Linked DNA regions of Mus musculus: all the other regions are linked to region 2. The links are chromatin loops, found by intact Hi-C in ENCODE. Cell type or tissue: left cerebral cortex. All regions are shown on one strand.

Region 1 (8,000 bases), 57 kb before region 2:
GCTATGAAAATACTGGAGGAAATTCCTGGAGGAAGATAGAATGAGGGTCTTTAAGCAAAAGCCCACAGTGACACACCTACTCCAACAAGGCCACACCTCCCACTATGGCCACTCCCAGGGCTCCCACTATGGCCACTCCCAGGGTCAAGAATATACAAAACAATACAGTCAGCTCCCTGGCTCCCATAGGCTTATTTAAACAAAGGAGTCTATGGGGGCCACACCTAGACATAGCATAATAAAAGAGTGCTTTTAGTCCACATTCCAAAGTCCCCACAGTCAACAGCAGTCTCAAGAATGTTAAAAGTCCAAAGTTCAAAGTCTCTTCTGAGATTCATCCACTCACTTAACTGTAACCCCCAAAGCAAGACTGGAAACCAGCAGGGCAAACTCCAAAGCCTGCATCTCCTAGTCTGATGTCAAAAAGCCAAATCTCTAACTCCTTCTACATCTTTGTTGACTGCAACAAATTTCTTTCTCCTGGGTTGGTTCCACTCCCTGTTAGCAGCTTTCCTCAGCAGATAACCCATGGCTCTGGCATTTTTGAACATCTTGGAGTCTCCAAGGCAACTTAAACATTACCGCTTCTTGTTCCAGTATCTAGGATCCACACATGATCTTCTGGGCTCTTCCAAAGGGCTTGTGTCACTTCTCCAGCTCTGCCCTCTGTAGCATTCTCTGTAGCAGATTGACTCCACTCCACTGTTGCTGTTGTTCTTGGTGATCATTCTATGGTACTGGCATCTCCAATATGTTAGGGGCCTTCAGCTGCAACTAAGTTTCACCTCTCATAGGCTCTCTTCATGGTGCCACGCCTCAAATCCTTTGCATAACCTCTTCAGTCCTAACCCATCAACAACTGAGGCTGCACTTTCACCAATGGTCTTCCCTGGCCTCTCACAGCTGCTCTTCATGACCCCTTCATACCTTCAAAACCACTACCACTTGGGTGACACTTATACATTACCAAGTACAGCTGCAGTACAGGGTACAAACTTGGGTATCTCGGAAACACAGCTTCTTTTGCCTTCAGAAAACAACTCCCAGACGATTTCACCTCTGTGGTATTGATCTCTTCGTAATCACTGCTAATTTCTTAGCTCCAGCTAGCCAGCATCAATTGTCCTAGTGGTGCCTTCTATTCTTGACTCTAAAGCCAGCCACATAGCCGGAGCACCTGAGTTCTGCTACTTGCTGAGGCTGGAATGTGGCCCCTTCTTATTCTATTACCAACTTTATGTTTTCCAACTCCTTCCCAGCCTAAGCTTAGCTGTCCTGGAACTTGCTCTGAATATTGACCTTGAACTCAGAGATATGTGTGGCTCTGTATCATTAATGCTGGCATTAAAGGCATGTTCTACCATGACTGGATTTAAACTTTTCTCTATTTGGAACTTGCTCTGTTCCAAGCTGGTCTTGAACAATGAAATCTGCTTGGCTTTGTCTCTTTGGATTAAAGGTGTGAAAGCTTGGGCCTAAGTTTTTCATGACCTCTGTGACGATTATATATATATATATATATAATCGTCACTGAATTGGTTGAATCTAAAACAGGCTTTCTCAAAACTCTTCCACTTGAAATAAATTATTTTTGCTTAAGCTTAAGTCTAATAATTATCAGAGGTTCAGGGTTGGCATGGCCACGCCCATTCTTCCACCCCGCCCACCACAGGCACAGGCAAAAATACACATTACGCGAGCACAAACACGTACCCAGGCGCGCACGCGCGCAACCCCCCCCCCCCCCACACACACACCCGCGGCACACACAAGCACACATGTACGCATGCATATGACTCAAGAAAAGAGGTTTCTCGATCCTCGTCCCCTACAGCCAGGGCTAAGTTTTGATGAGTAGTCTGCAGACGTGATACTAGTGTGCTTCCTTTAAATGGTCTTAAACCCTCTTAGATCCGTTTGAAAGGAATCCAAGTGGCAGTAGAGGCGACAAGCAGCCCGATGCCTGCCAACCCGTCGGCACACGAGTATGCCAAGGACCTGCCACGCTCTAGAAGTCAGCTGCGGTATGGAGATGGAGATGAAGGACTCTCCGCCTAAAGAGCGCTAGGTATCCCGAGTTTTCTTTCAATAAATACCAAACAGCCCGTAAACTTTTTCTCACTTAATTCTTACTACCCCCCCCCACCCCCCACCCCCCCACACACACACACCATTAATGCTTCTTCCCAGGAGTCAGCTGGCGGTCTGAACACTAACTTTGCGAAACAAGAGGAGCTAAAACCAGCCCTTGCTCGCAGGAGAGAATAGAGGCGAGAAAACACGGTAAAAGCCTGACCTCACAGTCAGACTTGCCCGGTGCTTGGAATGGAAAAAAAAAAAAACTAGGGGTGGCTCGCCACGCGACGCATGCTGGGATGAGTAGTTTGTCCCGCTGGTCCCGCACGTAATCAGAACAGAGCGCAAGTTAGCTCCTCGATCAAGAACTACCATTCCCGTGGGGCCGCGCGGCAGGTGTGGGGCGGGGCCAGAGGAGGGGCGTCTCCCTCGCGCAGGTTCTGGGGTTGAGAAGGAGGCGGAGGAGCTGCGGTCCAACTGCTGAAGTCTCCATGTGACAGTGAGTGGGGTCTCCTTTCTAGGCGCCACTTCACTCCTGATCACAGTCACAGGACCTGGTAGCTATTCCAGCACCGACAGACCGGCCGGCCCTGGACTCTGGGCGTCGGACCGTGCCGCCACCAGACTTGGGGTGCGGAGTGAACGGCCGCCCAGGGGAAGGAGGCGGAGCGGCGCGGCGAGCGGGGCTCTGTAGCGGCGCCGGCGCCCCCGAACTGGCAGACATGAACGGCTTCACTCCGGAGGAGATGAGCCGAGGCGGGGACGCGGCCGCCGCCGTGGCCGCGGTGGTCGCTGCTGCGGCTGCCGCCGCCTCGGCGGGGAATGGGAACGCAGCCGGCGGTGGGGCAGAGGTACCCGGTGCCGGTGCAGTGTCAGCTTCTGGGCCACCTGGAGCGGCCGGTCCCGGCCCTGGGCAACTCTGTTGTTTGCGGGAGGACGGTGAGCGGTGCGGGCGCGCGGCAGGCAACGCCAGCTTCAGCAAAAGGATCCAGAAGAGCATCTCTCAGAAGAAGGTGAAGATCGAGCTGGATAAGAGTGTAAGTGGCCCAGGGACCGCCCTGCCCTATCCTGCGTGCCTCGCCGGATGGTTGGCGGGGTTCACGAGTCTCGGGGATTGGGTTGCAGGTGGGATTAGTGGTTCTCTGATTGAAACAAAGTCCCTGCAACTCCGGCCACCTTCCCCAGCGCGCGCTCGCGCAGTGGTGCGGGGCTCCTCCGCCCCTCGCCCGGACTCCCGCTGCCTCGCGTGTCTCCCACGCCAGGCTTCCCTCTTCCTCCTTTGCTGCGATCTGGAAACGAAACAAAGGGGACCGCAGCACCGAGGGCCCGGAGTAGTTTTCTCGCAGCCGGGCAGTCCCTTCTGGAATGGAGGCGCCTTTGTTTTGCTGCCAGAGCCGGTGTCTGCCCTAGGGAGCAGCTTCGCTCCTCTAGGGAAAGTAGAGTCTGGCTGGACCCCACAATTCTCTCTCTCTCTCTTTTTTTCCTTTTTGTCTTTTCTTTTTTTCTTTCCTCCTCGTTGTTCTCTTTCTCTTGAACACAGACAAGCAAGCTGAGCTCACCAGTTGCCTTACAGGGAGATAGATGATTGTAAACGTTGTTTGCGGTGTCAGCTCTTCGGGCAGCTGCTCCGAACCAAGGCTGCAAATAAGCCTCTGCGGTTTTACAGCCCTCTCGGCAGCCATCGGGATTTCTTTTTCTGTCTTTATGCACGTCTGCTGTTTTGGCCAGCTATGAGGTTTCAGAGAATTCCATTGCTACTTTTCAGAGCTCTGACTGATGGCAAAGGAAGAACAAGATACAGAACCTCCAGACATCCTGTATATTTTTAACTTACCCTTAGCTTAGAAGTCAATTTAAAAGCCTGTTCATTCGGCCTTTAATTGTAGCCTTAAAAGGGGGGGGGGGGAGAGTGTCAATCAGCTCAGTATTTCCTAGTCCACTGTATATACAGCTCTCAAATCCCCGAGTAATTAATTTTTTTGAAAAGTTTATTTGTGATTCTGTTTAGGCAGGTTTCTCAGTAGGGTCCATGAGAAACTTTGCAAGAGAACATGAATAATTTGCTTTAATTGAAAACACAAAATACAGAGAAATATATTCGCTTAATCCTTAAAAAGAAACCTTAGGGTTCAAATTTAAACATAGGATATGAATTCAATGTTGCATTTGTAAAGAAATGCATACTTTGTACCTGTAGAATTTCACTATCTAACAGATCAATCAGAAAGCATGTACCTACGAGTAATATAATGCTGCTCTCAAGCTAGAGAAAATACAAGGACAAATTTGTGGGCAATGCCACCTCTCCCTTTTAAGTTAAAATCAGCAGGAGCTAACTTATTTAGGTCACCTTCCCTGCAATTTGATGACAAGACCCAGAGAATTGGAATTTTTCTTCCTTTCCTGCCTGCCTGCCTTCTCCAAGATACTACCCGCCCGCCCACCGCTTCCAATTCCTCCCCTCCCCCATTTCCTTAACAGTATCGCCAGATTGCTAATGTTACAACATTTTAATAGTGGAAAGAAACATTGCATCTTCTGAACAGTGGCCTGTTAAGATGATTTTTAGTCAGCCACCTGGGCCTATGCATTTTACTAATACTTAGCTGCAGTTTTTCTGGACTCACAGTCTTTGAAAATTTTTCCTTTACAGGCAAGGCATCTTTACATTTGTGACTATCATAAGAACTTAATTCAGAGCGTTCGGAACAGAAGGAAGAGGAAAGGAAGCGATGATGATGGGGGAGACTCGCCTGTTCAGGACATCGACACTCCAGAGGTAGATGGCAGGCTTTTCCCCATGTTATATGTAAATCATAAGCATGCTGGCAATCCCAACACCATTCTGTAAATATTTGAGCTCTTCTTTAACTGTTTAAAGCATCTGAAAAATCTCAAAAGTTATATACAGTCAGTGAAGATGTATTTATACTAATATTAAATCTCAGACGACATTCTTACAGCTCTTGACATACAACTTCCTCTTTTGTTTCTCCGGAAGTTTACAATATGTATCCCCCAAAGATGGAACTGTTTAATAAAGTACAGGTCTGAGTGTGTAAATGAAGTCATTGTGTGAAGTGTCATAATACAGATCAATGATATCTTTTCAACAGAGTGAACTAACTCATCTATTTTTTTTTTCTAGGTTGATTTGTACCAATTACAAGTAAATACACTTAGAAGATACAAAAGACACTTCAAGCTTCCAACCAGACCAGGTCTAAATAAAGCACAACTTGTTGAGGTATATATAAATAAGCTTTATACTGTTTAAACAATCCTGTTCACACCAACAAGGTATCATTAAGTGATGATGAAATAGATGAATGTAGTATATTAAATAGTATATTGCATGTAGTAAAGTAAAAGTTAATAGGTGTATTGTGGAATGTAGTTGTTTAGAAACATCTATCTGCCACCTAGGAAAGCTCTCCAGTGAGTGCTCAGTGGATTACATTCAGAGTATATACAGTGTCTTTTAATGTTGATTTTTCAGAGTAAGCAATGAGAATTTTTTAATCATTGTTCTAGAATCTTGTTTTAAAGGGATGGACTATACATGTGGATTGGAATATAAATGGAATATTTCCATTGAGGGATGGAAAATAAATAAGCTTACAAGTATTTGTTAGAATGTAATTTTCAAAGTTTCTGCAGGTGAGCCCTGAAACAGGATTTCCCTTGCTTTCTAATTTTACTTTGAGATACACTTGCCTTTGTTAGTAGTTGTTTTTAAGTAAAGGATACTTTCTTTACATCAAGAGAAAGAACAAAAATAAGGCTTTATGTTAAAGTTAAAGTTTGCTTGGTATGGGACTTCAGTTCCTTTGGTATGTTTTGGAAGCTAGTTTTGTGTGTGTGTTGAAGTAATAAAGCCACAAAAATCTGTGAACTTTTAAAATACAGATTTAAATAATTATACTTTATATCTAAAGCAAACATTTCCACTGAGTAGACAGATCAAAATATGTATGTATGCATCAACACATATATATTTATGTGAGTGTTCTTATATTCTTCAGCATGACATTAGTAGTTAGCCTACATTTCCAATGTGTATAAATAAATGATAAATATGAGTTAGAATTTTTTTAGAAAGCTCTATAACATTAAAATTCAGTATGCTAACTAGCCAAATTTTCTTCTATATTTCTTGCCTAGGCAACAAAACTATTTTTCTTTAAATTTATTTCAAAGCTATCATCCTTTTTCTGCTGCACAGTACATATATATAGACATTCCCTACTATAATGAAAATATAATAGACACTAGTGTAATTATCCCTATTCTATAACAAATAGCCAAGAATTGATACAAAGTTGTATTTAAATATAGAACTCAAATCTCAAGCTCTTTTTTTGTTTTGTTTTATTTTGTTTTGTTTTCCAAGACAGGCTTTTTCTGTTTAGCCCTGACTGTCCTGGAACTCACTTTGTAGACCAGGCTGGCCTCTAACTCAGAAACCCACCTGCCTCTGCCTCCCAAGTGCTGGGATTAAAAGTGTGCGACACCACTGCCCGGCTAAATCTCAAGCTCTTAAAATCAGGTCTTATAAACCAGTTGTAGTTCAGTGGATTCTAGAAAAAGGCAGTCTTGAGTCTGAGCATGCGTAGTATTAGCAGCTCAGTTTCTTATCTGTTTATTCTGATGTACATGTTAGAACTGTGCAGTAAAAGACAGGAAAACAGTCCAACATCCTTCTAGCTCCTTGAGGTTTCCATTCTTAAATTTTATTCATAAAAAATTTACAAGAAACTTAAGAGTTAATATCAGTTGTACCAATGGTATTTATGGTACAGTTTGTTACCAAGAATTTTTTTTCCTTATATTACTCTTTTTCTATGAATACAGTCTAAGCCCTCCCTCATATGATGGACATTAGTTTTTTTGTTTTATTTCATTAATATTTAATGTTTAAGAATATGTAGTTTGCAAACTAAAGTTTAAAAGGAAAATACTTATAACAAGTGCACATTAATTAAGTAGACCAAAGGGGGTAAAATACTCAAAGAGTGTATTAATTGTGGAGACTAACGGATCCTTTGAAGTCAGGCTGTCTTTTGTTTATAATATCTTGTTTTTATGTGCTTTGGAGCTTGTTAATATTTTGTTAAGACAGATTAATCTTTAAAAGTATCTTGTGGTCACACAGCACTTTGGCAAAGTTGTATCTTACTCAGCTCACAGCATCTGCTACATCTAACCTTTAATTTGTCCATTTTTTTTAATTTGTAGATAGTTGGTTGCCACTTTAAGTCTATTCCAGTGAACGAAAAAGACACCTTAACATGTTTCATCTACTCAGTGAGGAACGACAAGAACAAATCGGATCTCAAGGCCGACAGTGGTGTTCACTAGGAGAGATGCTGTTCACACTAGCCCATAGATGTCTGCCTGGAAAGAATGTTTACTGGTTTTCAGATGTAGAAATGTTCTTGTGTATTTTTTCTACCGAGGATTTACTTTGACTTTTTTTTTTTTTTTAATGTTGTTGTCATTTTTGATTCTAATAATTAGTTGGAAACTCATAAACTGAGCTTCCTAGATTACACATATTTTAAATAAAGGTTATTACTATTATAGCTGCTTCAGCCTGTTTATTTTATGAAACTTTGTTTTTGTGTTAAACTTTTTGGGACTGGTATTAAGATTTCAGATAAAGGTCATTTTGTAAGCTTTTCTTACAAATTCCAAGTAATTAAAGGTAAAGCAGGAATGACAGACATGACCCCCTCACCTTCCCTAGGTGGATTTGATTTGCAATTAAGCATTCTTGTTTTTGTTTTGTTTTGTTTCTCCGTGTAACCCTGGATGCCCTGGAATTCACTCTGCACACCAGATTGGCCTCACACTCAGAGATCCTCCTGCCTCTGCCTCCTGAATGCTGGGGTTAGAGGCATGCACCACCGCCACCAGGCTAG
Region 2 (8,000 bases):
CTTGAAAGGAGTGGATGATCTCTTCATATGCAAAACAGACACATTAGAATCATATGTTAACATCCCCCTTCCCTACATTAGAGACTTGACAAATGTGCTAATTGTGATGATAAATCTCTTCATAACTCACTTCATAAACAAAATAGAATTGCCCTCTGCAACTGAGATTTATGAAAGTGACATGGTAAGACGAGGCTTGCAACTCAGGATGTTTATTGCTCGTGGGGCTGTGGCTGACCTGTTGTGACACAAGCTTCCAGCTGGGTAGAGATGGAGCAACTGGACCCCATTGTGTAACTGATTCTTCTCCTTTCCTTCTTGGGTTCCTGACTTGGGCTGTACTTCAGCTCAGCAGATTTCCTTCTCTAAGATCATACCGCAAGAGCTCGCCATTGGTTACAAAGCATGGCCACAGATCACCAAAGACATCACCTTTGAAATGTAGACGGAAGATTCACATAAAAACACCCTGTTCTTTAAGCTTTAGAGAAGTTTAAAGAGAACTTTAAAGTTTGAAGAGAAGGATGTGGGAATCTTTTTTTATGACCTTTTATCACTGCGTGTAGGGCCTCAGAGCAGGTTGGAGGTCGGAGGACAACCTCGGGTGTCGTGGCTCACCTACCTTGATGGAGAACAGCAAGGTTCTTGCTTATCGTGCACATAAGGCTAACTGGACTCAGCTCATTCTCCACCTCCCAGCTCATCATGAGACTGTTGGAATTCCAAGGCTGAGCCCGGTTAGTTGGTTACTCTTTCTATTGCTGTGAAAAGACACCTTGGCCAAAGCAATTCTTACGAAAGACAGTGTTTAATTGGGGGATTTGCTTACTGTCTCGGGGGCTTAGATCATTATCATCACGACAGGCAGATGTGGTGCTGGAGAAATAGCTGAGAGGTCTACTTTATACCCTGACTTGCAGGCAGCAGGCAGAGAAAAAATGGGTGTGGCATAGGATTTTGAAGCCTCACTCCTTACACACATAAACTTCCTTCAACAATGTCATACCTCCTTATCCTTCTAATCTAGCAGTTCTCAACCTATGGGTCTCGACCCTTGGGGAGTTGACATATCAGATATTCTGCATATCAGATATTTACATTACTATTTATAACAGTAGCAAAATTATAGTTATTAAGTCGCAATAAAATAATTTTATGGTTGGGGGGCAATGCAACATGAGGAACCGTATTAAAAGGTCACAGCATCAGGAAGGCTGAGAAGCACTGTTCTAATCCTTTCAAACAGTTCCACTCCCCAGTGACTAAGCATTCAAATGTATGAGCCAGTGGGGGCCATTCTTTTTTCTGTTGTTGTTGTTTCGAGACAGGGTTTCTCTGTGTAGCCCTGGCTGTCCTGGAACTCACTTTGTAGACCAGGCTGGCCTTGAACTCAGAAATCCGCCTGCCTCTGCCTCCCGAGTTCTGGGATTAAAGGCGTGCGCCATCACGCCCGGACGGTGGGGCCTATTCTTAATCAAACCACCACAGCTGCTGAGTCTGGCTTTGCCTGGGTTCTGTGGATCTGAACTCATATCCTTGCACTTGTCCATGCATATTCACTGAGTCAATTCACCAGCCAGTCCCTTCTGATGACATCTTAAAAAAATTACTTATTTATGAATATGCTGTAGCTATCTTCAGACACACCAGAAGAGAGCATCAGATCCTGGTAGAGATGGTTGTGAGTCACCATGTGGTTGCTGGGATTTGAACTCAGGACCTTCAGAAGAGCAGCCAGTGCTCTTAACTGCTGAGCCATCTCTCCAGCCTCTGATGACATCTTATTGAAGATGCAGCAGCTCCTCTGCCTTGAATTCTCGTTCGGAGTTTGTAATATGTTTTCTTTCTCTTACACTATGGAGAAGACAGAGGGTCAGGGAAATCAGGTTACTGGCTGCGGGTAACGGAGAACACTATAAATTGAAAACAAAGGGATTCTCTTCTGGTAAGGTCTGTGTAGAAACATGGAGATCATACTTAAGAGCTAAATTCTAATAATGTGTCTTTTGAAGCCATTGCTCTTTCCATTATATCATCTCGTGGCATGCAAGAAGGCTGCCGTAATACTTTAAAATACCACCAACAAACTGCTGCAAGAGAAACGTTTTCCTGAGAACATTCAGCTCAACTGAGCCCACGAGTCACAGCTGACCTACATTCAATGAGCACATTTATGAAAGATGAGTAAGAGAACATTTGTCTCTCAGGCCACTGAGACGGGCTGATAGTCACAGTTAGTCATTTGGATCACTCCTCGGTTCTCCACAGCAGCCGAGTGCCTACAAGACCTTTTCTTAGATTCGTATTTAAGCGCCAGAGGGTAGTCAACGAGCTAAACAGGCAGATGCACTCTTGGTGTCTTCTCAGTGCGAACAAGACGTGCAGGAACAACAGCAGACCGCCACCGGACAACTCTGCCCTGTTCGTGGGCTGAGCTACCCAGAATAATTCATAATGGGTTCTATCATTCGAGGCTTTCTTGTTTAAAAGCCTGCTAAATCTCTCTGCCTGTCTTTCTCTGTCTCTCAGTCTCTGTCTCTCTCTTTCTCCATCTACTCTTCCTCCCCCCTCCCTGCCCCCCTTCTCTATGTGTTCCTGGACAGCCTTCTTTCTTCCCTCCTGTCTCCTCTCCTTTTGTCCTTCTCTGGTCCCCTCCCATATCTGCCTCTACCCCCTCCTCCAGGTCACAAATAAACTTCTTTTTCAAAATATTTTTCTTTTCTTTCTTTCTTTCTTTCTTTCTTTCTTTCTTTCTTCCTTCCTTCCTTCCTTCCTTCCTTCCCTTCCCTTCCCTTCCCTTCCCTTCCCTTCCCTTCCCTTCCCTTCCCTTCCCTTCCCTTCCCTTCCCTTCCCTTCCCTTCCCTTCCCTTCCCTTCCCTTCCCTTCCCTTCTCTTCTTCTTCTTCTTCTTCTTCTTCTTCTTCTTCTTCTTCTTCTTCTTCTTCTTCTTCTTCTTCTTCTTCTTCTTCTTCTTCTTCTTCTTTTTTAAGATTTATTTACTTATTTCTTGTATGTGAGTACACTGTCACTCTTGTTAGACACACCCGAAGAGGACATCGGATCCCATTACAGATGGTTGTGAGCCACCATGTGGTTGCTGGGAATTGAACTCAGGACTTCTGGAAGTGCTCACCGCTGAGCCATCTCTCCAGCCCTATTCTTTATTTAATTTATTTACATACCAAATGTTGCTCCCCTCCCCATCTCAGAGTTCTTTACCCCTCCCCCTTCCCCTTTGCCTCGGACAGGGTGCTTTCCCAGTCCACCACTGGCCACTCCACCCCCGAGGCCTTGCCTGGAGCATCAACTAACTCTCTCTCTGTCTCTGTCTCTCTCTGTCTCTCTCTGTCTCTCTCTGTCTCTCTGTCTCTCTGTCTCTCTGTCTCTCTGTCTCTCTGTCTCTGTCTCTGTCTCTGTCTCTCTCTCTCTCTCTCTCTTAAATGCGTGCTAAATTATCCGTTCATCTGCTTACTACAGTCATCTTCCATCCTCGGCCCTAGGATGTGAACAACCTGAGTTAGTATCAGAGCTTCCTGAGCGAATCTCCCCTTGTCAGCCACTCTTGCTCCCATGCATGGCAGGTAGATATACCCTCCCTCGACAGCGCGCTGCTCTTACAGCCTCACACCTTGGGCTCAGAAGGAAAGCGATTTCCAAGTTTCAAAGACAAACTTTAGAAATTCCGGTCACTCACCAGGCTTCTTGGGCCCTCCCTTTTGATGCAAGGTCATAAAGACTCAGGTTCTCACCTTGGTTTATGCTGTTGTTTGTTTTTTTTTACTTTATTTTATTTTTTTATTACAGGCTGTAGTTCTGCTTTATAAAGGAACAGGAAGTGAAAATAACCTTGGAATTCCAATCTTAAGTTGTTGTCGAGCGCCACCTGCTGTTTGTACTGAAAAGCAGCTTTAGAGGCGGGAAATATGCCTTTAATAAATACTTTAACCTATTGGCTATGTTTTACCACGGGAAAGAACCACGGCGGTGTTTTAGACAGCTGTCTGATTTTATGCAGGACTCAAGTCGTAGTAAAATAGCTCAAGAACAGTAGCTTACGCTATATTTCTTGAATTTCAGGTCCCGACTGTTCTTTAAGCCTACAAAAGAATTGAGTCGAAGTGAATTTCTGAAGAATATCCTTGTCCTTACTGCTGTTTCACAGGTGGACAAATAACATTTCCTGGACAGCCAACTGCTTTTTCCCCTGTATCTACACAGGATCTGTTTACTCTATGTGTCTCTTGACATGTGTGAATTGCAGTATAAATAATTTGCTACTGGTAATCGGCACAGATCATGAAAATTGCAAGGCAGGGGGTGACTCATTCAATTTTTATTGAATTATTGATTCTAAATTATTCATCCTCCCCAGCCTTTGCTCCCCTTTCCTGTGTATGCAAAAGACATACTTCTGGGCTTCCAATAGCTTCTTTGTCTTGACCAATGGGGCTTTCTTTGGTCAGTAGGGTGTGCTTTGAATGAATATGTGCCTGAGTGACTTCAATTAGGTCTGCCTTACCACTGACGGTCTCTACCAAAGCACAAAGCCTCCTCCCTCAGCTCCAGCTCCTGGAAGATGACATGGGTCACTGAACTAATCCCTAACAGAGGAGTTGAGCTTATCAGTCACAGCTGACCTATCTATGGTCAGCTCATGAGATGAATAGATGTTTTTTGTGTCTTTTAAATATTGTTGCTTGAGATCTTATTTTATTTATTTTACATGTATGGGTGTTTTGCCTGCATGCGTGTCTGGGCATCATCTGCGTGCAGTGCCCGAGGAAGGCAAAAGAGGGACCAGATCACCTGGAACTGGAGGTTGTTGGCTGATTGGGTTGGGTCTGGGAACTGAACCCAGATCTTCTGGAAAGGCAACCAGTGAGCCATCTCTGCAGTCCCTACACCTTTGTTTTTAATGTTTTCCAGCCACTTCTATTTTTCTAATGTTTAAAAGGCTTTAAATGTGGTAAAAATGTATACACATAAAAATCTATCATCTTATCAATTTTTAAGCGTACAGCTTGGTGCAAAATGCATTTATCTTGTGCACCCATCGCCACCGAATTTTCTTATCATTTCATCCTGTGACACGGAAATTCTGTATGCATTGAACAGAAACTTCCTGTTTCTCCTCACCTCTAGCACCTTTGGGGCACCGTCTTCATCACGACGGCCTCTATCAATGTAACGGTTCTCACGCCGTGACTTACATAGCCGTTCTCTTCTTGTGATTGATTTGTCTAGTGCAATGTCCTCTAAGTTCCTTCATACTGTTGTATATTTGATGTAGAATCATACTGTGCTGTGTATCTACTGTGTTTTGTGTATGCTTTCACATGTAGGTTGTTTCCTCCTGTGAGTAACTCTCAGCAACATTGCTGTGAGCCTAGCTATGCAGAACTCACTTCAAGTCCCCGCTTCCGATTCCATCGAGAGATGGGATTGCCAGATCATATGGTAACTCTGTTCTTATGTTGGTGCTTTCTACAACAGCTCGTCTCCCACCAGCAAAGCTCACCACATCCTTACTGACCCATTATGTGTTTCTTTTATGAGTCATCTTGATGCCTGGGAGGTGCTATCTCAATGTGGTTTTGTACAAACGTTTGCTTTTTAAGCTACGGAGGACTTGGGACTTTTTGTTTGTTTGTTTTATGTTCTTTGCTGTTGTCGATGATATTTTGTTTTGTTTTGGTTGTTTTCTGTGACGAAGGCTGACAGAGTTGGAACACAAGTCTGGCTGATTCCAAAACCTGCAGAAACTACCAGAGAAAAAGGGTATTGCCTCTAGAATGTGTTATTTAATTAATTTGTGATATGGGGAAAAAGAAGAGAGGGGGAGAAGGGAAGTGGTGGGGGAAGGGGGACCGGGAAAGGGAGAAACGGGAGGGAGAGGGGGAGGCAGGGGGAGGGAGATCACATTGTTAAGATTGTTACTCCCTCATTCTCTTTATGGCCCTTCTTTTTATCTTTGTAAAAATCACATATTAAGTCAAATGTAGTGGTGCATGCTTGTAGTCCCAGCTCTTGGGGGTGCAGGTGGGGGAATCAGAAATTCAGGGACAGCCTGGGTTACATGACATCCCGTCTCAAAGAAACCAAAAATAAAGTGTATGAAGCACTTTCTACCCTCTAATATAGTAGGACAGTGGTTCTCAACTTTGCTAATGCTGGTGACCCTTTAATACAGTTACTCATGTTGTGGTGACCCCCCCAACCAGAAAATTATTTTCATTGCTACTTCATAAGTGTAATTTTGCTACTGTTATGTATCATAATATAAATCTCTGATATGCAGGATATCTGATATTTGACCCCACACACACAGGATAGAGAACAGCTGTACTTGGCATTAAGCTTTTTAATGTTTGCAGCATGTTTCTCCTAGCAAATTTTAAGATAGAAAACATTTTTCCACTATAATCCCTATTTATAAAATGTGAGAGATAAAAAGTATTCATAATAAATTATTTATCTATCTATCTATCTATCTATCTATCTATCTATCTATCTATCTATTTATTTTTGATACAAAGCATTTAAGTGAATACACGAGGGGGCACTACCTGGGGAAAGAGGGGAACCATCCAGGGAGGGGCCAGGAATATGGGTCATGTCATTGTGGGAGGGGAGTAATTAAGTACAAAGTACACTGACATGTATATTTTAAAATATCACAATGAAACTATGCATGTTATGAACTATGTATGCTAACCTAAGACGAATAGATATCAAAAGAAAAATTTTTTAAATTAAAAATGATCGAATGGGGCTGGTGAGATAGCTCAACGGGTAAGAGCACTGACTGCCCTTCTGAAGGTCCTGAGTTCAAATCCCAGCAACCACGTGGTGGCTCACAACCACCTGTAATGAAATCTAATGCCCTCTTCTGGTGTGCCTGAAGACAGCAACAGTGTATCTATAATAATACACAAATCTTTAAAAAAAAAAAAAAAAAAGACTGAATGAAATAAAAGACCATTTCTGGATGCTTGCTGTGGTATTTTAATAACGTGGCCAGTAGAGGTCAGAGCTGAGTTTTAAAACATTGTCGATGGCAAATCATTTCATATCTGTGTTTACACAAGAGTCTGTTCATTCTAGGTGTCTCTTGATCTGTATGGACTGGGCAGTCACAATTGGCATGGATCATGAAAGGCATTACCTGGCAACAGATACCTCAAATTGGCTTCCCCTCTATACATGACCTGGTCTTGGAACTCAAGTAGAAAAGAAAGAAAGAAGGAAGGAAGAAAGGAAGGAAGGAAGGAAGGAAGGAAGGAAGGAGATATAAATTTTATTTCTGTAAGCTGGACTAGAAATAGACTTTAAGGCTATCCACAATTGTATAAATTATTGCTCATAAATAAAAGTTATATTCAATAAAACAACCAGAGGAGGCAATAAGTAATTGTAAAGCTATTTACCTATCTTAGCAAACATTTCCTACCCAAGTTTGTGCATGTGTGACTCTGTGTGGATATAACAGACTTGGTGGTTAATATTGGTTGTTAGCTTGCCCAGATGTAGACTTACCTAGGAGACATACCTTTGGCCGTGTCTATGAGGGTGTTTGCAGAGAGCTTCAACTGAGATAGGTTAATCTGCTTGCAAACTGGGGGTACCATTCCATAGGCTCATGCCCAGGACTGAATAAAAAGGAGGGAGTGTGTAGGTCACCAGTGTCCATTGTGCCTTGCCTTGGGCTGTAACCATCTGTCTCAGGCTCCTGCCACTATGCCTACATGTCATGATAGACTGTATGTAACCTTGAGCCAAAATAAATCACTCCTTCCACGGGTTATTATTTGTTAGTTTGTTGTTATTGTTTATTAGTTTAGATTTTGTTTTTTGGTCTTGGTAATAAACAACAGTAGTTAATATATCTTGTTAACACTAGAATACTTCACTGACATTTTTCTCTTCCTTTTTACAACAACAGTAAAATAAATGGTGAACCGAGGGTCACAGCCCACGACTCTGTCTAGAGTGTGGCTTGTT
Region 3 (8,000 bases), 370 kb before region 2:
GCCAAGTACCCTGGCTTACATGGTGAGTTCTAGGCCAGGAAGACCCTCTAAGGGAGAGGTAGACAGCAGCTGAGGAAGAACGCTTGAGGTTGTCCTCTGTGTGTGTGCATATGACATGAAAGCAAAATAGCAGCTCTTGCAAGGACAGGGGTGACCAGTAATAAGAAGCTAAAACCATGAGCGAGAGGAGCGAGAGTGCAGACAAATAAAAGACAAAGCATGTTCAGAAATGCTACAATGAAGCCCATTATTCTGTGTGCTAACCTTTGTTTGTATGTACATGTGTTTATGTGCATGCACACTCTATGCACATGCAAAGAGACTATGCATAGAGGCAGTTATTCTTCTGAGAGTCTCACCCTGATTCTGGGGCTTGCATTTTCTTCCTAGGCTGGAAACCAGTAGAACCTAGCATTCTGCTCTCTCCATCTCACTTCCTCAGAGCTGGGGTCACAGGCACAGGTCTGTGCATGGCTCTGGAGTTCCTAACTGGTCCTCGTGAATGTTCAAAAAGACCTCTTGACCACTGAGCCCCTTGCACACTAACTCGTAAAACTAATTTTTTAATAAAGGAGGTGATAAAATTGATCAATGTGATGTAATCTTACTGCCTTCCCCACAGTGGAAGTTTTCAAGACAATGAGCCCGGAAAGGCTAGGTAACTCATCAAAAAAACAAAACAAAACAAAACAAACTAAAACAACAACAACAACAAAAAACCTGTCTTGTGTTTGAGACTTCAGTTAACTTTAATTTTTCCTCCTGGCTTTGTATTAAAGGTAATTCATGGCCCTCCTGTTGTGAGTGTGGTTTTTAATCATGAAGGTGAAGGACATCTGAGGCAGCAGCACCTGTCTTAGTTAGGGTTTTACTGCTGTGAACAGACACCATGACCAAGGCAAGTCTTATAAAGGACAACATTTAATTAGGGCCAGCTTACAGGTTCAGAGGTTCCGTCCATTATCATCAAGGCAGGAACAGGGCATCGTCAAGGTGCAGGAGGCGCTGAGAGTTCTGCATCTTCATTTGAAGGCTGCTAGTGGAAGACTGACTTCCAGGCAGCTAAGTCGAGGGTCTTAAAGCCCACATCCAGAGTGTCATGGCTACTCCAACAAGGCCACACCTACTCCAACAGGGCCACACCTTCTAATAGTTCCACACCCTAGGCCGAGCTTATACAAACCAGCACAGCACCCCCAACGTACACTTCAGAAGATGTTTTCAGACAATGCATTGTTTTGATTGAAAGGCACTTTCAGTGCAGCTACATTTAAGGAAAGTGTGGATTCGAATCCAACCTAGAACTTGGAAGTCTTTGTAAAAGGGTCGCTCCTTAAATTGTATTACCTGTGATAGAGAAATGATAGTGTTTAGGTCTTCAATGCCCCTTTGGGTTTTCAATTTTGAAGAATGAAATATTTCAATTAGAGAGCTATAGGGTATATCACGCAGATTTAACAAGAATTGACAGCTGTTGTCATAGTTACAAAGAAACATAACTGGTAAGTACAGCTAAGGTTTTTCCCATCTTACTTTTCTCTGCAGAAGGAGAAACCCACAGTCCAGGCACTATGCCCTGACAGTGTTCCGAATTTCTCCGAATAGACCATAATAGCTGTCTTGGGAAAACAACAAGAAAGTATGCAAGCAGCCTGTTGGCACAGCCAAACCCCTCACAAGTCTCTTGTACACACTGACCAGGAATAGGCTCAGTTGGAGCACGCGTGTGCTTTGGAAAGACGCTTTACCTTACATACGAATTCCACACAAAAGGATGTTGACCAAAATGAACTACTGAGCAATGACCCTTCCCAACCTAAGGTCCTTAAGGAGTTGTTCAAGTAGCCTTCTCTCCCCCTGCCCCACTCTCTCTTCTTGCCCCTCCTCCATCCTGAATTACAGTCAGGGTGCTAGGGTGCCAGAAAAGCCGCAAGTTCAAACCCCAGTCAAGGATTAATCTCACCAGATAATGCCAACCCCCTCTAACACCACGCTCTTGCTAGTCATCTATCCAATGTGTTTTTAAAAGATGGACTTCACTTTAAACCATCAGCCTGGTGAAACTGTTCAATTCTTCCAGGCTGGAGGTTCTGTATCATTAAATAGGGGCAACAATCCCCAATCCTATATGGGTTCTCTGAGAAGAAAGGATGCCTGAGATATAACATCAACCCCCACAGGAAGTCAGTGTCGTCGCTCTACTTCCCTGTCTTCACACACATGTACACACACACACACACACACACACAGGCATGCACATGAATGCACACACACACATCACACTCTCAGGTTCCAGGTTGCTGTGACATGGTTGCGTTGGTCCATTTCCAGCATAATCATTAACTTCCGGTTCTTGTTCACTTCAGGATATCCTGCAGTATGGACAATTACCAGAAGGTTCTGTGGCTCTCAGATGTGGCAATAATTACCAAATATCAGGGGGAACTCAATGGCTTCCTCTTCCTCTGGATCTTCCTCTAACATCGCTGGGGTGTTGCCAGCCTGCAGAGGAGTAGTATTGGCCAGAACTTCCAACAAACAGCCCGGACTCCAGCCTGAGGGCAGGCAAGAAGGCTTAAGAGTCTGTCAGTGAAGCTAGCATTTGGAGCACTGAGGAAGAACAGTCTCTAAAATTAAGGAGAGGTGTCATAAGAAAAAAAAAGCATTGCTTCTTTTTTGTTTTGTTTTGTTTTGTTTTGTTTTTTGTTTTGTTTTGTTTTTTTCGAGACAGGGTTTCTCTGTGTAGCCCTGGCTGTCCTGGAACTCAGAAATCCGCCTGCCTCTGACTCCTGAGTGCTGAAATTAATGCCTCTCGAGTGCTAGGATTAAAGGCGTGCGCCACCACGCCCGGCTTTTCTTTTTTTTTTTTTTTCTTTTTTCTTTTCTTTTCTTTTCTTCTCTTTTCTTTCTTTCTTTCTTTTTTTTTGAAAACATTGCTTCTTGAACTAAGTTCATATCGTCTTTTCAGTCCAAACAGGAAATAAATTTAGATAAATATGAGTCCTAATATCTAAACCAGGTTTAATACTTCTAAGCAGGAAAATTCCAGAATGACATGTGCCCCAGCCTGAATTTTTTATTTGACAGCTGAAAACGAATACGAACAAACTGAAGTATACTGCATATTTTTATTGATTGTTCATTTACCTTAGGCTAAACTGAAGAAAAAGAATATATGGCATGTAGATTAAGAAATGGCCACCAGAGGGCAGCACTAGACAAGAAGAAAACAACACAGGCAGGAGAGGGGGGGAAATCCCTGTAGTTACAGCTCTTTACCAAGATTTCCAGTCACAGGAGAGCCTAAAGATGGAGCTAGAAGGAGATTAGACGTTGCAGGGAGGAGAGACTTGGATCCTGTTTGAAACATGTGTCACTGTACACTGACTTGGTAAAGGCAAATTCATTTTACAGTAATTAACATAAGGCTTATTCAACATTGTGCTTAAAGACTTGTAAGTTATAATTCGCTCTTTTACATTTAGATTTAAGCTCCTGGAAGAGAAGTACATCGGGCCATGGAAATGTGGATATTCATTTTAATTCCAACGCTGTCAAAAGTGACGGAATGAATGAGCAAACACACTTGTTAAAAAGGCAACAAAGCGGGGTCCACTGAAGCATACCTTTATAAGGAAAACCTTCTGCCGTGCTCTAGCCAGGACTAATCCGGCTTCTGTGTGGGAAACAGGCGTATGATTCATCCTTCCGGGGTCATCCGCTGAGCTGTTTGATATCGTTCTAGCTTTGTGTACTGGCTTCCAGTTTCCTCTAGGGATCAAGAAAGAAAAACAAAAATAGATTCAAATAAGAACGTAAGATCTGGAAGGCTCCTCCCCAGCCTGCATTATGAGTACAGCGCGGGGGGCAGGGGCGGAAGAGAGGAGGCGTGCTCTGCCTGGCCTAGTTTGCCTCTTCTCTCCACAGGCCCAGCAGCAGGCACTGGGCTCTTGCAGGGAGGAAGCTTCGCAGCCCTTTCTGTCCTGCTGAGGAAACTGACAGATTTTTTCCTCTTTCCAAGACCTGGAGGGGGACAAAGGCAAACAGAAGTCAATGCATGCAGAGAAAGAACGAATTTGTGCCTTTCTTTGGGGATAAACAACCCCACTGCCAGGACCCAGCATTCTGATGGGTACCAACTGTAGGAAGAAACATCTTATAACTCAGATTCCTGCAAACTACATAACAAGGAAATAAAATATAACTTCCCACAGAGAGAAAAAGCTGTTTTTCAATTGTCTCATCAGGATGCCAGATTAAGATAAGTGTATTTGCAGCTCCAATATAGAGAGTTTATTTGTATAGTATAGTATAATATAATATAATATAATATATAATACAATACAGACTTGGACAAGGTTACACCCACCACATGCATAAGAAAGCAAAGAAACAGATCATGGCTCAAAATCTATATTTTAAAGTATCACTCAAAAGAAGAAATAGGAAAAAAATGACAACCATTTACTTTTAAACTAATAATTTGAGGGGGTTTTTTTTGTTTGTTTTTTCTTTTTAAATATCAAGCACTTCTGTTAAGAAAACCTAGACCCTTGCAGTTAGTAAAACTGTGACCCAGGACTGGGGAGCAGATTGTGAATGTGACAGTAAGTTCTTCCACGATATGAACTTGTTTCTACTGTGGTAAAAATGTGCCTAATGGGGGATTGGTGTGACATGACTGTTGGCTAAGATAAATGGCGACCGGAAGCATTTCAAAGACATAAGAGAGAAAAAAAATTGTTATTGGAAGGTTCAGAAAAAGAAAGCAATTGGTATAATTTGAAGATTTATCGCTCGGGGCCCAGGATTGCAGTCATCAGGTAATAATAACAAGAAGAGTGCAGAATACCTTATGAAAATTCCCCTCTAGCAATCAATCTACGGATGTAAGGAAGATCATTACCTTACAATAACAAACCTAGAAAGCGGAAACAAAAGTTGCCTAAGTTCACCCAGATATAATTATAAGAATAGATGAGGTCTAAGAGACAAATTTGCTGACATTCGGGTATTCTTTGGGGCTTAAACTGATCCATTTCATGGAAAATAGGAGAAAATGGAATATAGGAAGCCGAGATATTTGAGGCAGAAGTCAGTGAAGGTCTGTGCTAGGTGGGGATTTACAACCCCTTCCATCTTTAGGCGTCTGAGTATATAAAAGCTAAGACCTGGAGCGGGGAGCTGGGTGCAGTCCTCGGTCCCTTGCCACAGAGAGAGACAGTGTGATAGAGTCCCTGGTAAATGATCATTCTCTCCAGTGGAAGAATATCTGGGGGGGGGGGATTTAGGAAGAGCTGAAGGAGGGGTGAATATGACAAAAACATATTATATGAAACCCTTGAAGAACTAAGGAGAAGAGGAGGAGGAAGAAGAAGAAAGGAAGGAAGAGAAAAAGCGTGCAAGCCAGAAGCAAGGCAGAAGGCACTGTTCCTCCACGGTCTCTGCTTCAGCTCCCATGCTCAAGCTCCTGCCTTGACTCCCTCCCTCATCCTTGACAATGAACGGGAAACTATAAGCCAAAGGAACCCTTTCCTCCCCGAAAGTTAGACGAGTAAATGACAAAGTCTTGTTGGCCTCTTTGATGATTAATTTTCATTGTCAACATGACTGCGTTTCGAATCGTCCAGGACACACACCTGGGGCCTTGGCAGAGTGGCTTTTCCTGAGAGGCTTCACTGGGGAGGGAAATACTGAGTGAGAAGGCCGTGGGTTATAGCCCTGCTGACTGGATGTGAGATGGTTAGCCACACTGAATCTGCCATCAAGAAGAGGGAAGGAAAGAACCCTGGTGCCTGCTATTTTCTTCCTTTGTTTCCTTTTTATACAGTCTATGGTCCCAGACTATAGAATGGTACCACCCACAATCCTGGTGGGTCTTCCCTGTCAGTCGAAAGCTCCTTTTCTGACCATAGATGCAATCAGCACAGCAACCTGACAGACACTCCAGCTCACACCTTCTCTACAATAATTGAGTCTTTCCTCCAATGTGAGCCAAAATAAATCTTTTCTTCAAAACAAAAAAACAAGCAAATAAACAGAGCCTAAAACACACACAGAGCAAAAAGACAGAAGAGAACCAGGTAAATCGATCAGGACTTCTTGATTCAAACCAGGCAGAGCGCATGCCTACAATCTCAGCCCTAGGGAAACTGAAGCAGGATGTAGAGTTTAAGGTCTACCCGGCTGCATAGTGAGTTGAAGGCCAGTAGGTCCCAGTTCTTTAAAAAAAAGAAGACTAAAACTAACTCATTTATCTTGACAGTCATTTCAATTTTCTGTTGAAATAACTAGCACGTGTCACACATACTGAACATAAATTTTATCGAGCATCTATACTTACCATCAACGTTTGTGGGTGCTGGGAAGTGAGTTTTAAAAGGACATGCTCTGCCATCTAGGATCTCATGTCCAATGAGGGACATGGACCCACAGTGGACAGTCATGAGTCCAATGAGGGATGTGGACCCACAGTGGACAGTCATGACGGACTGAGAAAGAGAGGCGGAAGACGCAGCAGCAGTTCAGACAAGACAGCTGCGTGGGCTACTGGGCGCCTGCACTGAGGAGTAAAATCACTGTAAGATTGCAGCCTGACAGACGACCTAAGTAGACAGGCACCCCAGACAGACTTCTCTGTTGGCTAGGAGTGTGGGCAACAGGAACAGGGAGGCTGGCAGGGGCTGGGGACACAGCTCAAGGAAGGAGCTTTCCTTGCAAGAATAAAGACCCTGTGCTCAAGGCCCAGAATCCACTTCATAACCCAGGTTTGGTGGTACACACAATTTTGTTTGTTTGTTTGTTTGTTGTTTGTTTGCTTTGTTTTTTGTATGCGTTCCTTTTTTTAAAAGATTTATTTATGTTATTTATATGAGTACACTTTAGCTGTCTTCAGACACACCAGAAGAGGGCATCAAATTCCATTACAGGTGGTGGTGAGCCACCATGTGGTTGCTAGGAATTGAACTCAGGACCTCTGGAAGAACGGCTGAGCCATCTCTCCGGCCCCAGTACGCACACACTTTTAATCCCAGCACTGAGGAAGTGTGGAACAGAAAAGATTCCCTAGAGCTCGCTGGCTGCCAAGGCAGTCGACATTGCAAGTTCCAGGCAGCAAGGCACCTTGTCTTTAAAACAGAAGTGTTCAAGGCCTGAAGAGCAATACCTAAAGGTATCGTTAAACTGACCTCTGAAATATCACGAGCACGCGTGCACGCGCGCGTTCAGGGGCCAGAATGAGGGGAAAGAAGCAGGTTATTGCACTGGTCTAGACAAGAGATGCTGACAACAAGGTGCACATCGGGAGGATGAAACTAATTCCAGAAACGCAAGAAGTGGTACAGCCACGTGTGCGGGGTACAGAGCTCAATCCTCCGCACCGCCGAAGACACGGGACGGTGGCAAGACTTGAGAAGTAATTAGATGAGGAAAGTAAAGGAGGCAAAAGTTCAAAGGCTCCCTGGCTGACAAGATCGATGACATTACCACCAACTAAAACAAGTTAAAGGAGAACAGGAGCTCCAAGAAATGAAGAGCCAGTGAGTGTAGTCTGATACGTTGAATTTAAGTCATCTAGGAGACACACAGTTGTGAGATCCTGCCAGGAACTAGACATGACATGGTCACTGGGTTTTGAGCATATGGGTGAAAACTGGCCTGGGAGAACTTAAGGCCAACCAGGACAGAGAAAGAATCCTGGGCAGCACCCATGTTGAACAGACAGAGGAAAGGGTGCAGACAAGTTGGTTACAACAAAGGAGCACAAAGTCACGGATATAGCGCGTTCCAATTAGGTCAGGAACAGCTCAAATAGATACTTCTGCTGTGTGAAGGATTTAAGAGAACTTACGAACCCCTCAGTCCACAAGAACATTTTTTTTAAATCTCTAGAAAAAGGTCTTTTTCTGGCGTACCCTATAAATGACGCTCGGCTCAAGTAACTCAAGAAAATGTTCTTTCTCAACAGGATCACTGTTTGTTCGGTTAACACATTGCGAGGT

The links. A loop is a pair of places that touch in the nucleus more often than their neighbours do. Peaks named below come from ENCODE experiments on the same cell type or tissue, not always from the same donor. Only the 100,000 strongest peaks of a DNase experiment are listed, where the experiment ranks them.
Region 1: it touches region 2 in a loop (5-fold over the local background); 14 of 42 quality-filtered maps call a loop at or near these places.
Region 3: it touches region 2 in a loop (5-fold over the local background); 37 of 42 quality-filtered maps call a loop at or near these places.

What each region holds. Positions count from the first base shown.
Region 1 is chr8:57,482,365-57,490,364 of GRCm38, reverse strand. It overlaps Sap30 (sin3 associated polypeptide), which reads left to right and starts at 2,505. Exons shown (of 4, transcript NM_021788.2): 1 at 2,505-3,113; 2 at 4,730-4,855; 3 at 5,225-5,323; 4 at 7,315-7,663. The coding sequence starts at 2,799. The coding sequence ends at 7,437. It overlaps 2500002B13Rik (RIKEN cDNA 2500002B13 gene), which reads right to left and starts at 2,402. Exons shown (of 4, transcript NR_126553.1): 1 at 2,172-2,402; 2 at 1-25. In left cerebral cortex, a CTCF peak has its summit at 3,727; DNase peaks (open chromatin) are centred at 2,455, 3,056, 3,324, 3,710 and 2 more places; H3K4me3 peaks cover 3,161 bases; H3K27ac peaks cover 1,673 bases.
Region 2 is chr8:57,425,276-57,433,275 of GRCm38, reverse strand. No RefSeq gene overlaps it. Among named protein-coding and RNA genes, the nearest start is that of Gm34099, 26 kb to the right of the region's middle. In left cerebral cortex, CTCF peaks have their summits at 3,887 (motif pointing left) and 7,006 (motif pointing right); DNase peaks (open chromatin) are centred at 2,218, 3,880, 5,459 and 7,034.
Region 3 is chr8:57,795,812-57,803,811 of GRCm38, reverse strand. The region is part of intron 10 of Galntl6 (UDP-N-acetyl-alpha-D-galactosamine:polypeptide N-acetylgalactosaminyltransferase-like 6); the gene reads left to right. Gm2921 (predicted gene 2921) reads right to left here and starts at 3,944. Exons shown (of 2, transcript NR_165835.1): 1 at 3,627-3,944; 2 at 904-1,347. In left cerebral cortex, CTCF peaks have their summits at 3,197 (motif pointing right) and 3,872; DNase peaks (open chromatin) are centred at 3,233 and 3,763; H3K4me3 peaks cover 647 bases; H3K27ac peaks cover 1,060 bases.